2 separate regions of the Homo sapiens genome follow, and region 1 is linked to region 2. A link is a loop called in an ENCODE intact Hi-C map of the cell type or tissue named here. Cell type or tissue: heart right ventricle. All regions are shown on one strand. Links, peaks and the distances in the headings refer to the core of each region. The heading gives the core; the rest is flanking DNA. Region 1 overlaps AFG2A (AAA ATPase AFG2A). Region 2 overlaps AFG2A (AAA ATPase AFG2A).

What was found. Peaks named below come from ENCODE experiments on the same cell type or tissue, not always from the same donor. Only the 100,000 strongest peaks of a DNase experiment are listed, where the experiment ranks them.
Region 1: a loop joins it to region 2, with 4 times the contacts of the local background. A loop is called at or near these places in 5 of 110 quality-filtered maps.

Annotation. Positions count from the first base shown.
Region 1 is chr4:123,129,472-123,134,867 of GRCh38, forward strand. All of the region lies in intron 14 of AFG2A (AAA ATPase AFG2A), which reads left to right. Among named protein-coding and RNA genes, the nearest start is that of AFG2A, 210 kb to the left of the region's middle. In heart right ventricle, for the core only: no CTCF peak of the experiment used is centred there; no DNase peak of the experiment used is centred there.
Region 2 is chr4:123,241,563-123,246,958 of GRCh38, forward strand. All of the region lies in intron 14 of AFG2A (AAA ATPase AFG2A), which reads left to right. Among named protein-coding and RNA genes, the nearest start is that of SPRY1, 150 kb to the right of the region's middle. In heart right ventricle, for the core only: a CTCF peak has its summit at 2,899; a DNase peak (open chromatin) is centred at 2,899; H3K27ac peaks cover 2,164 bases.

The sequences.
Region 1 (5,396 bases), core at 140-5,139, 110 kb before region 2:
GATTTAAATTTGGCTTTAACTCAGGGGTTTCATTACTAAAGAGAAAAACTAACAGTCTCTGCGATTACCTGTTAGCACCATCAGCTGTCATTGTCCACTCCTTCCTCTTTGAAACATTCCTCTTTGTTTTACGTGACACAGTAATACCTAATTTTTCTTCTATTTCTTTGTCCTCCTTGACTCCTTTACATATTTATTCTGGTCTGCCTAGCCACAGAATGTTGCAGTTTGTCAAGGCTGGGCACGGGACCCATCTTCTCTCATCCACATCCATGGCTTCAGTTGTCAGCTGTGATTCAGTGCCTAATTCAGCTCAGATCTTTGCTCTGACCGATTCAACCATCTACTTACATGTCTCAAAGGCACTTGCAGTTCAACATGTTTTTAAATTTTGTTCTAAATTATATATATAATTATATAATCTTAATTTTATGAAGTAAATTCTATTACCATCCTTGATCATACACGTGAGAAACTGAAACACAGATGGTTAAGAAACTTGACCAACATAGCTGGTAACTGTTATGTGAGGTTTTTTGTTGTTGTTTTGTTTTTGAGGTAGGGTCTTACTCTGTTGCCCAGACTGAAGAGCAGTGGTGCAATCATAGCTCATTGCAACCTCAAACTCCTGGGCTCAAACCATCCCCCACCTCAGTCTCCCAAGTAGCAGGGACTATAGGTGCAGGCCACAGTTCCCAGCTAATATATATATATTTTTTAATTTATGTAGATATGAGGTCTCTCTATGTTGCTGAGGCTGGTTTCAAACTCCTGGCCTCAAGCAGTCCTTTCACCTCAGCTTCCCAAAGTACTGAGATGACAGGCGTGAGACACGATGCCAGGTTCAGTTCTGTCAGTTTTGATAAATGCATAGAATTGGGTAACCACCAACACAATCACAATGCAAAACAATTTATTTACTCCAAAAATTTATTCTTGCAGCCACCACTGGTGGGATGTCTTCTTTCCACCACTGACCCCTGGCAACTACTGATCTGTCCTGTAGTTTTGCCCATTTCCCAAATGTCATATAAATGTAATCATGCACATGTCATCTTTGAGTATAACCTCTTTTATTTCACATGTTTTCGAGATTCGTCTGTGTTACTGTATCAGTAGTTTGTTCCTTTTTTATTATTGGGTATTATTCCGCTATATAGATGCACTACAGTTTGTTTATACATAATAAACAATAAAGGACATTTTAGATTGTTTGCAGCTTTTGCTATGAAGAATGTTGCAGTACACATTCACAGACTGGTTTTTATGTGAACAAAACTTCTTATATCTAATATGATTCTAGGAGTGGATTTACTGAATCATAGGGTAATTAACTGTATGCTTAATTTTATATAAACTGCCCTATTACTTTCCAGATTGCCTGAACTATATTCCCACCAACAATATATGAGCATTCCAGGTGCCCTGCATACTTGCTAGTGCTTGTTATTGTCAGTGTTTTTTTTTTCTTTAGTTTTAATCATTCTGTTAGTTATATAGTATTATCTTATTGTGGTTTTAATCTGCATTGCTCTTATTACCAGCAATATCAGGCATCTCTTCATTTGCTTATTTGTAATTTGAACATTTTGTTTTGGTGAAATGTTTTCTTTGGATCAATTTTTACCCTTTCAATGGGTTGTTTTCTTTACGTATTCTGGATCAAAATCCTTTATCGAGCATATTACAAACCTTCTCTTAATCTGTAGCTTGTCTTTTCTTTTTATTAACACTGTAGTTCACAGAGCAAAAAATTTTAGTTTTGAAGAAGTACAATTTCCTTTTTTAAAATCAACTCTTTACTTATGTATAATGTCTCCTATGGGGATTTTTAAAATTATTTTTTTATTGCGGTAAAAAAGCACATAACATAAAAGATACCATCTTAACTGTTTATTTTTCTTTTCTATCTTAGCAGTTTCTAAGTTTACAGTTTAGTAGTATTAAGTATATTCACATTGTTGCACAGCCTCCAAAACTTTTTCATCATGGAAAACAGAAAATCTGTACCCATTAAACAACTCTGCATTACCTCCTCCCCCCAGTCCCTTTCTACTTTGTTTCTATGAATTTGACTGCTCTGGATACCTCATATAAGTGGAATTGTGCAGTATGTGTCTTTTGTAACTGGCTTATTTTAATTTAGCATAACGTCCTCAAGATTATTTTATGTTATATAATGTATCAGAATTTCTTTTTTGAGGCTGAATATTTTATTATATGTATATACCACATCTTGTTATCCATTCATCTGTAGATGGACAGTTAGGTTGTATCCACCTCTTGGCTATTATGAATAGTGGTATTACAAACATGGTGTGTGAATATCTATTTGAGATCTGCTTTCAATTTTTTGATATGTACTCAGAAGTGAAATTGCTAGATCATATAGTATTTCTATTTTTAATGTTTTGAATAACTGCCATACTATTTTCCACAGCAGCTGCACCATTTTATATTCATTCCAATAGTGGGAACAAGGTTTTAAATTTCTGATTCTTTTCTTTTTTCTTTTTTGATAGTATGTATCCTAATGGGTATGAGGCGACATGCATTGTGATTGTGATCTGTACTTCCCTAATGATTAGTGATTTTCACTATATTTTCATGTGCTTCTTGGCCTTTTCCCCCCCAGATTTATTGAAGTATGATTGACAAACAAAAATTGCATATCTTTAGAGTGTACAACATGATGTTTATATACACAGACACATATACATTGTTATTAACTGTAGTCACCACCATGCTCTACATTAGGTCTTTAATACTTATTCATCTTGTGGCTGAGGGTTTGTATCCTTTGACTAATATCGCACTTTTCCCAACCCTTAGGTCCCAACCATTCTATTCTCTGTTAATAGGAGTTCAGCTGTTTTTTAGATTCCACATATAAGTGAGATCATGTAGTACTTGTCCTTCTGTGTTTGGCTTATTTCACTTAGCGTGATGTTTTCAGAGTTCATCCATGTTGTCGCAAATGGCAAGATTTCCTTCTTTTTTATGGCTGAATTATATTTGTGTGTGTGTGTGTGTGTATACATATATGTACATTCACAATAGCCAAGCTATGGAAACAACCAGTGTTCATTGATAGAAGAATGGACGAAGAAAACATGATGTGTGTACATATATATATATATATATGTGCATATATATTTGCATGTGTACACACACATCACATTTTCTTTATTCATTCTCTGTCAATGGACACAGGTTGTTTCCATAGCTTGGCTATTGTGAATAATGCTTCAATGAACATGGAAGTGAAGGCATCTCTTCCGCATCTCTTCCGCATAATGATTTCAATCCTTTTTTTTTTTTTTTTTTGAGACGGAGTCTCGCTCTGTCGCCCAGGCTGAAGTGCAGTGGTGCGATCTTGGCTCACTGCAAGCCCCGCCTCCTGGGTTCACGCCATTCTCCTGCCTCAGCCTCCCCGGTAGCTGGGACTACAGGCGCCCACCACCACGCCCGGCTAATTTTTTGTAGTTTTAGTAGAGACGGGGTTTCACCGTGTTAGCCAGGATGGTCTCGATCTCCTGACCTCATGATCCGCCCGCCTAGGCCTCCCAAAGTGCTGGGATTACAGGCGTGAGCCACTGCGCCCAGCCGATTTCAATCCTTTGTGTATACATTGCCAACCTAAATAGCAGGCAGAGAGGTTCTCCGAAGATAATGGGTTTGTTCGAGACTGCATAGAGGATTTGCAGTTCTGGGATATGCAGCCTATGGGGACCACAGGCATATCCAAAGAGGTTCAGGCAAGGGGATGCTTTTAAAGGTAAAGGAGAAAAGTAGTAGTTTATTTTGAAACAATGACAACATTGGTTACGGGGCTTATCACAGGAGCTGACACCAGTTCTTTAGTGGAAACTGTGTCAGGCAAGTGTTCTTGTGCATCTGGCTAGCTGTCCTTGTGACTCCTGTAACAATCTGCAGTTTAGAACGTTGTGGTTACAGGCATATGTGCCTAAGAGTCCTTCATACAGTGTCTGTTATAGTTCCTATCATAGGCGTGTGCGTGTGTGTGTGTGTGTGTGTGGCCTCCCTTTGTAAACTCCTAGCTTTATTTATATATATTTTTTGTTTGAGTTTGACACAGGTGACTTCATTTTGATTCTGATACCTTTTACAATACCCAGTAGTGGGATTGCTGAATCATATGGTCATTCTGTTTTTACTTCTTTGGGTAACCTAGACATTGTTTTCTTAAATGGCTATACTAATTTACAATATCACTTTATATTGTTTTCTTAAATGGCTTTACTAATTTACAGTGTCACTAACGGTGGATAAGGATTCCCTAGTTTTCACATCCTTGCCAAAACTTACTGTCTTTCATCTTTCTGATGGCCAGTCTGACAGATGTGAGGTGACATCTCATTGTGGTTTTAATTTGCATTTCTCATTATTAGAGATATTGAGCACTTGTATTTGTTGGACTTTTGTGTATCTTTTGAGAAATGTGTATTGAAGTTCTTTCCAGTTTTTAATAGGGTTATGTGTTCTCTTGATATTGAGTAGTTTGAGTTCCTTGTATATTTTAGATATTAGCTCTTTATTAGATGTATGATTTGCATATGTTTCTCCCAATCTGGGGTTTTTCTCTTCACTCTATTGTTTCTTTGGTGTGCAGAAGCTTTTTAGTTTAATGCAGTTCCATTGGTTTATTTTTGCTTTCATTGCCTGTGCTTTTGAGGTTATATCCAAGAAATCTCTGTCTGTGGAGCTTTTTCTCTTAGGTTTTCTTCTAGTAGTTTTATTTTCAGGTCTTCTGCTTAAGTCTTCAATTTATTTTGACTTGATTCATGTATAAGGGGTGAGAAAAGGGTCCATTTTTATTCTATATGTGGATATTCAGTTTGCTCGTCATCACTTATTGTAGAGACTGTCCTTTCCCCATTGTATGTTCTTGGCATCATCATCAAAAATCAATTGACTATAGACATGTGGATTTATTTCTGCTCTCTCTGTCCTATTCCATTCGTTGATGTGTCTGTTTTGATGCTAGGTATGGCTTTGCAGTATATTTTATAATCTGTTTGTGTGATGCTTCCAGCTTTGTTCTTTTTGGTCAAGATTATTTTGACTATTCTGGGCCTTTGTGATTCCATATGAATTTTAGGATTTTTTTTTTTTTTTTTGCAAAGGATCATAAGAAACTACTATGAACAATTATATGTCAACAAATCATGTAACCTAGAAAAATGGATAGAAACATTTAACATAACAAAACTGAATCAAGAGATTGGAAATCTGAACAGACCAATAATTAGTAAGGAGATTGACTCAGTAAGTAGAAGTCTGTCATCAGTGGAAAGCCCAGAACCACATGACTTTATGGCTGAATTCTACCACACGTTTAAAGAAGGGCTAATACTAATCCTCCTCAAACTCTT
Region 2 (5,396 bases), core at 213-5,212:
CCTTCGAAAAAATTCAACAGCCGTTCATGCTAAAAACTCTCAATAAACTAGGTATTGATGGAAATATCTCAAAATAATAAGAGCTATTTATGACAAACCCACAGCCAATATCATACTGAATGGGCAAAAACTGGAAGCGTTCCCTTTGAAAACCGGCAGAAGACAAGGATGCCCTCTCTCACCACTCCTACTCAACATAGTGTTAGAAGTTCTAGCCTGGGCAGTCAGGCAAGAGAAAGAAACAAAGGTTATTCAATTTAGAAAAGCGGAAGTCAAATTGTCCCTGTCTGCAGATGACATGATTGTATATTTAAAAACCCCATCGTCTCAGCCCAAAATCTCCTTATGCTGATAAGCAACTTCAGCAAAGTCTCAGGATACAAAATCAATGTGCAAAAATCACAAGCATTCCTATACACCAATAACAGACAAACAGCCAAATTGTGAGTGAACTCCCATTCACAATTGCTACAAAGAAAATAAGATACCTAGGAATCCAACTTACAAGGGATGGGAAGGACCTCTTCAAGGAGAACTACAAGCCACTGCTCAACAAAATAAAAGAGGACACAAACAAATGGAAGATGGGAAGAATCAATATTGTGAAAATATCCATACTGCCCAAGGTAATGTACAGATTCAATGCTATCTCCATCAAGCTACCAATGATTTTCTTCACAGAATTGGAAAAAACTACTTTAAAATTCATATGAAACCAAAAAGGAGCCCGCATAGCCAAGACAGTACTAAGCAAAAACAACAAAGCTGGAGGCATCACACTACCTGACTTCAAAGTATACTACAAGGCTATAGTAACCAAAACAGTATGGTACTGGTACCAAAACAGATATGTAGAGAACAGAGGCCTCAGAAATAACACCATGCATCTACAACCATCTGATCTTTGACAAACCTGACAAAAACAAGAAGTGGGGAAAGGATTCCCTATTTAATACATGGTGCTGGGAAAACTGGCTAGCCATATGCAGAAAGCTGAAACTGGATCCCTTCCTTACACCTTATACAAAAATTAATTCAAGATGTATTAAAGACTTAAATGTAAGACCTAAAACCATAAAAACCCTAGAAGAAAACGTAGGCAGTACCATTCAGGACATAGGCCTAGTCAAGGACTTCATGACTGAAACACCGAAAGAAATGGCAACAAAAGCCAAAATTGACAAATGGGATCTAATTAATCTAAAGAGCTTCTGCACAGCGAAAGAAACTACCATCAGAGTGAATAGGCAACCTACAGAAGGGGAGAAAATTTTTGCAATCTACCCATCTGACAAAGGGCTAATATCCAGAATCTACAATGAACTCAAACAAATTTACAAGAAAAAAAACAACCCCATCAAAAAGTGGGCAAAAGGTATGAATAGACATCCCTCAAAAGAAGACATTTATGCAGCCAACAGACACATGAAAAAATGCTCATCATCACTGGCCATCAGAGAAATGCAAATCAAAACCACAATGAGATACCATCTCACACCAGTTAGAATGGTGATCATTAAAAAGTTGGGAAACAACAGATGCTGGAGAGGATGTGGAGAAGTAGGAACGCCTTTACACTGTTGGTGGGAGTGTAAATTAGTTCAATCATTGTGGAAGACAGTGTGGTGATTCCTCAAGGATCTAGAACTAGAAATACCATTTGACCCAGCCATCCCATTACTGGGTATATACCCAAAGGATTATAAATCATGCTGCTATAAAGACACATGCACACGTATGTTTATTGCAGCACTATTCACGATAGTAAAGACTTGGAACCAACCCAAATTTCCATCAGTGATAGACTAGATTAAGAAAATGTGGCACAGATACACCATGGAATACTATGCAGCCATAAAAAAGGATGAGTTCATGTCCTTTGTTGGGACATGGATGAAGCTGGGAACCATCATTCTCAGCAAACTATCAGAAGGACAGAAAACCAAACACCACATGTTCTCACTCATAGGTGGGAATTGAACAATGAGAACACTTGGACGCAGGGCAGGGAACATCACACACTGGGGCCTGTCAGGTGGTGGGGGGCTGGGGGAGGGATAGCATTAGGAGACATACCTAATGTAAATGATGAGTTAATGGGGGAAGCAAACCAACATGGCTCATGTATACCTATGTAATAAACCTGCACGTTGTGCACATGTACCCTGTAATTAAAAAAAAAATTCAGTTACAACCAGGTGTGGTGGTTCACACCTGTAATCTGAGCAGGAGGATCACTTGAGTCCGGAGTTTAGACCAGCCTGGGCACCGTAGGGAGACCCGTCTGTCCAAAAAAATAAAATTTAAATGTTAGCCAGATGTGGTAGCACACACCTGTGGTCCCACCTATTCGGGAGGCTGAGGTGGGAGGACCGCTTGGACCCTGGAGGTCAAGTCTGTAGTGAGCCATGATCGCGCTACTGCAGTCCAGCATGGGCAACAGAGCAAGACCCCATCTCAAATAAATAAATAAAACTCAGTAAGTAATAGAGCCAGAATTTTGAACTATGAATAGGTAAGATTAAAAAAAAAGACATTATTTTGTAATGTCTTGTATTATCAGACAAGGTACCAGAGACAAGGAAAAAGAAAGGTGCACTGAACAGCCAAAGCAGGACTGACGGAACTCAGAAATGGGCTGGGACCAGCCTGGGAGAAAGAAAACGCAAGGCAAAGAAAAGGATAAAACAGCCCTGCTGCACTCTGGTGGGACTGATAAGAAATAGCTTCTGTATCTTGGTATTTTGTACCTTAAAAAAAATTGAGGAGTGGCAGGAATAGAAAACAGAAACAATGTCTCTTTGGGGTGAGAGACAGAAACACGCTGTTCCTCTCAGAGGATGTGGAAACATTGATGACCTCTGCAAGTGCAGGCAGGCAGTATCCACAGCTCTGCATCACCACTCGGCGTCACCACTGTGCAACCCATCAGTCCTGTGGTGCCCGTTCAAGTTACATTGTATAAATCTGTCCTACGGCATCTGTATCCTCACCATCTAATAACTTTAGCACAGAATATTGTTTAAGAATGATGGAGAGGGAAAAGAAGACTTTGAGTCAACAAAACCTTTGTTTGTTTACATTTACCATATCATCCATTCTTTGTAGTATATATCAGAAGACTTTCATTTTAGGTTTTTAAAAATCGTTTATATGTAATGAGTTAAAAACCTTAGTTATCCAGAAACATATTCTGAGCAACATGTTTTTGGTACCACCTGCTGTCTTATATATTTCTTGTCTGCATGCTTCTGTATACCTAGTAGGTGTCTGTAGGCAGATCACCTTACATTGTGATTTCTTTTAAATTGGGAAAAAATATATGTCCTTTGAATATCTTATGGTTCAGCAGGGGCATTAGAAAATATAAACAACTGTTGTGTGATATGTGCAAAAGAAATGTGAACAATGTTTAGGAGTAATATAGAGAAGAAAATGACAGTTTCTTTGTATAGAAATGATTTGAAAGAATAACTAGGATTTTCCTGGAGTACATGGCCTGGGAGTAGACAGGACTGTTCAGATAAAGAGATCACTATTTATAAATTAGAGAGGTGTGAAGAATATGCTCATAGCAATTTTAGGGGAAGTACAAGGAGTTCAGTATTGGTAGAAAGTAAAGGGCCTGGAGGGGTCAAATAACAGGAGACGATGCTGGGAAAAGAAGCAGAGGACAGGCCATTTGTCCCCACTGCCACTACTCCCTTACCCCCATTAAGAACCCATGGGTTTATATATTTTTAAATATCTTAAAATATGTAAATATCTAAGGAAGTTCTTCACTCCTATTCTATCTTATGGAGACCCTTTTTAAAGAGTGAATTTTATAGAGACATAGGAAATGTTAGTTTGCATTGTTTTCACTTTGCCCCTATAGTTTTTTAAAAAGCAGATTCACTTTTTACAAGAGGAAGAATTTGGATTAGTGCTGGATACATACTGTTTTGACTTGTAAAATGACTCTTTAATAGAAATGGACAAAGAAAATATGCTAATAAAATAACTTAAGTATGTGTATGTGTGTGCATGCTAAATTTTTTTTTCTTCTGTTCTCTTCATTTTGTGCTCATCATCAATTGCTGCTATTTACTGTGGTGCATTTTTCCTGAACACCTGCTGTCAAATGCATCAAGTCTTTTCTTGCACAGTGCTACAGGTTTTTGCAGAACTGAGCAAGCCCAACATTAGACAGATAGCCTAAAGACTGATTGATTTATTTGTTTTAATACAAATATACGCTAACATGTTGACATACAGAAATCTGTTTCAAATGAATTATTTTTTAAAGAACAAAGAACTTTATAACCCTAGTACCTAATCCTATGCCTGACACATAGTAGATACTCAGCAAATATCTGTGGGACTGAACTGCTCTGTGAAGCCTAGCTAAGCACTAAAGACTCCCACAACTTTTTCAGCTTTATGGGGAAGTGATTATCTTAAATAGTTTTAATGCAAATTGAATTATTGTTTAAAAAGCATGTCCACCAGTTGAAAAGTCAAGTCATGGAACATTGTTAAGATCCAGGTTTTAATTTAGCAGATATTGTTCTCTTTGCAGAATAATTACGAATCTATTTAAAATAAATGCTTTTTTATCTTTATCTCCCTTTGCACAATGGAGTGGCATTGTCAAAAGGGGAAAGTGTCTAATAATAAGTTGAAAACATTGTGCAGTTATACTTCAAAGACATCTCTTAAATTGTCCTGTTCAGGTTCACTGCCTCTGCTATTATTCATGTTCTAATTTAGGGCCTCGAAATTGTATTAGTTGCCTAACTGGAAGTTGCACTTCGTTCCTGTGCTTCTTCCACACTGCTGCCAGAATCATTTACTTTCTTCAACAGAAAATCAAGCCTGTCTCTTTCCTCATTAAAAACCTGCAATTTGCTACGGACTGTGAGATAAGGACCAAACTCCTTGGCATTACATACCATATGTAATGTAATTATACCTGTGGATTTTTTTTCTCAATCTACCTTCATGTCCCCATGTTTCTAAGCATCCTCTACCAGTGCTTCCCAAAATTTTTCATGACATGTCACACATGGAATAATAACCAGATGATACCACTGTCTGACTGCCTGAAGTCTCTGGCTTCTCTGAGCTTTCTGGCCCTTCTGAGATCTGAAGGAAACAATATCTTAAGCATACCCTCTAATCCATTCCCAGTACAACCACTGGGAAAGTCTGCCCTACATGTGACCACAGTAAACCTTTTCGCCTCCCAGGAATGGTTTGTGCACTGCTTTTCTTCTTTGCTTATAATATTCATTCTGCCTTTTCACAGTTTCTCAATCTGGTAAATTTCCCCTCCTTGTCATTTAAAGCCCGGCTCATTTGGATTTGGGAAATGTTTCTGGAATTTTTTTAAGAATATGTGAAGCTCTTTGTTT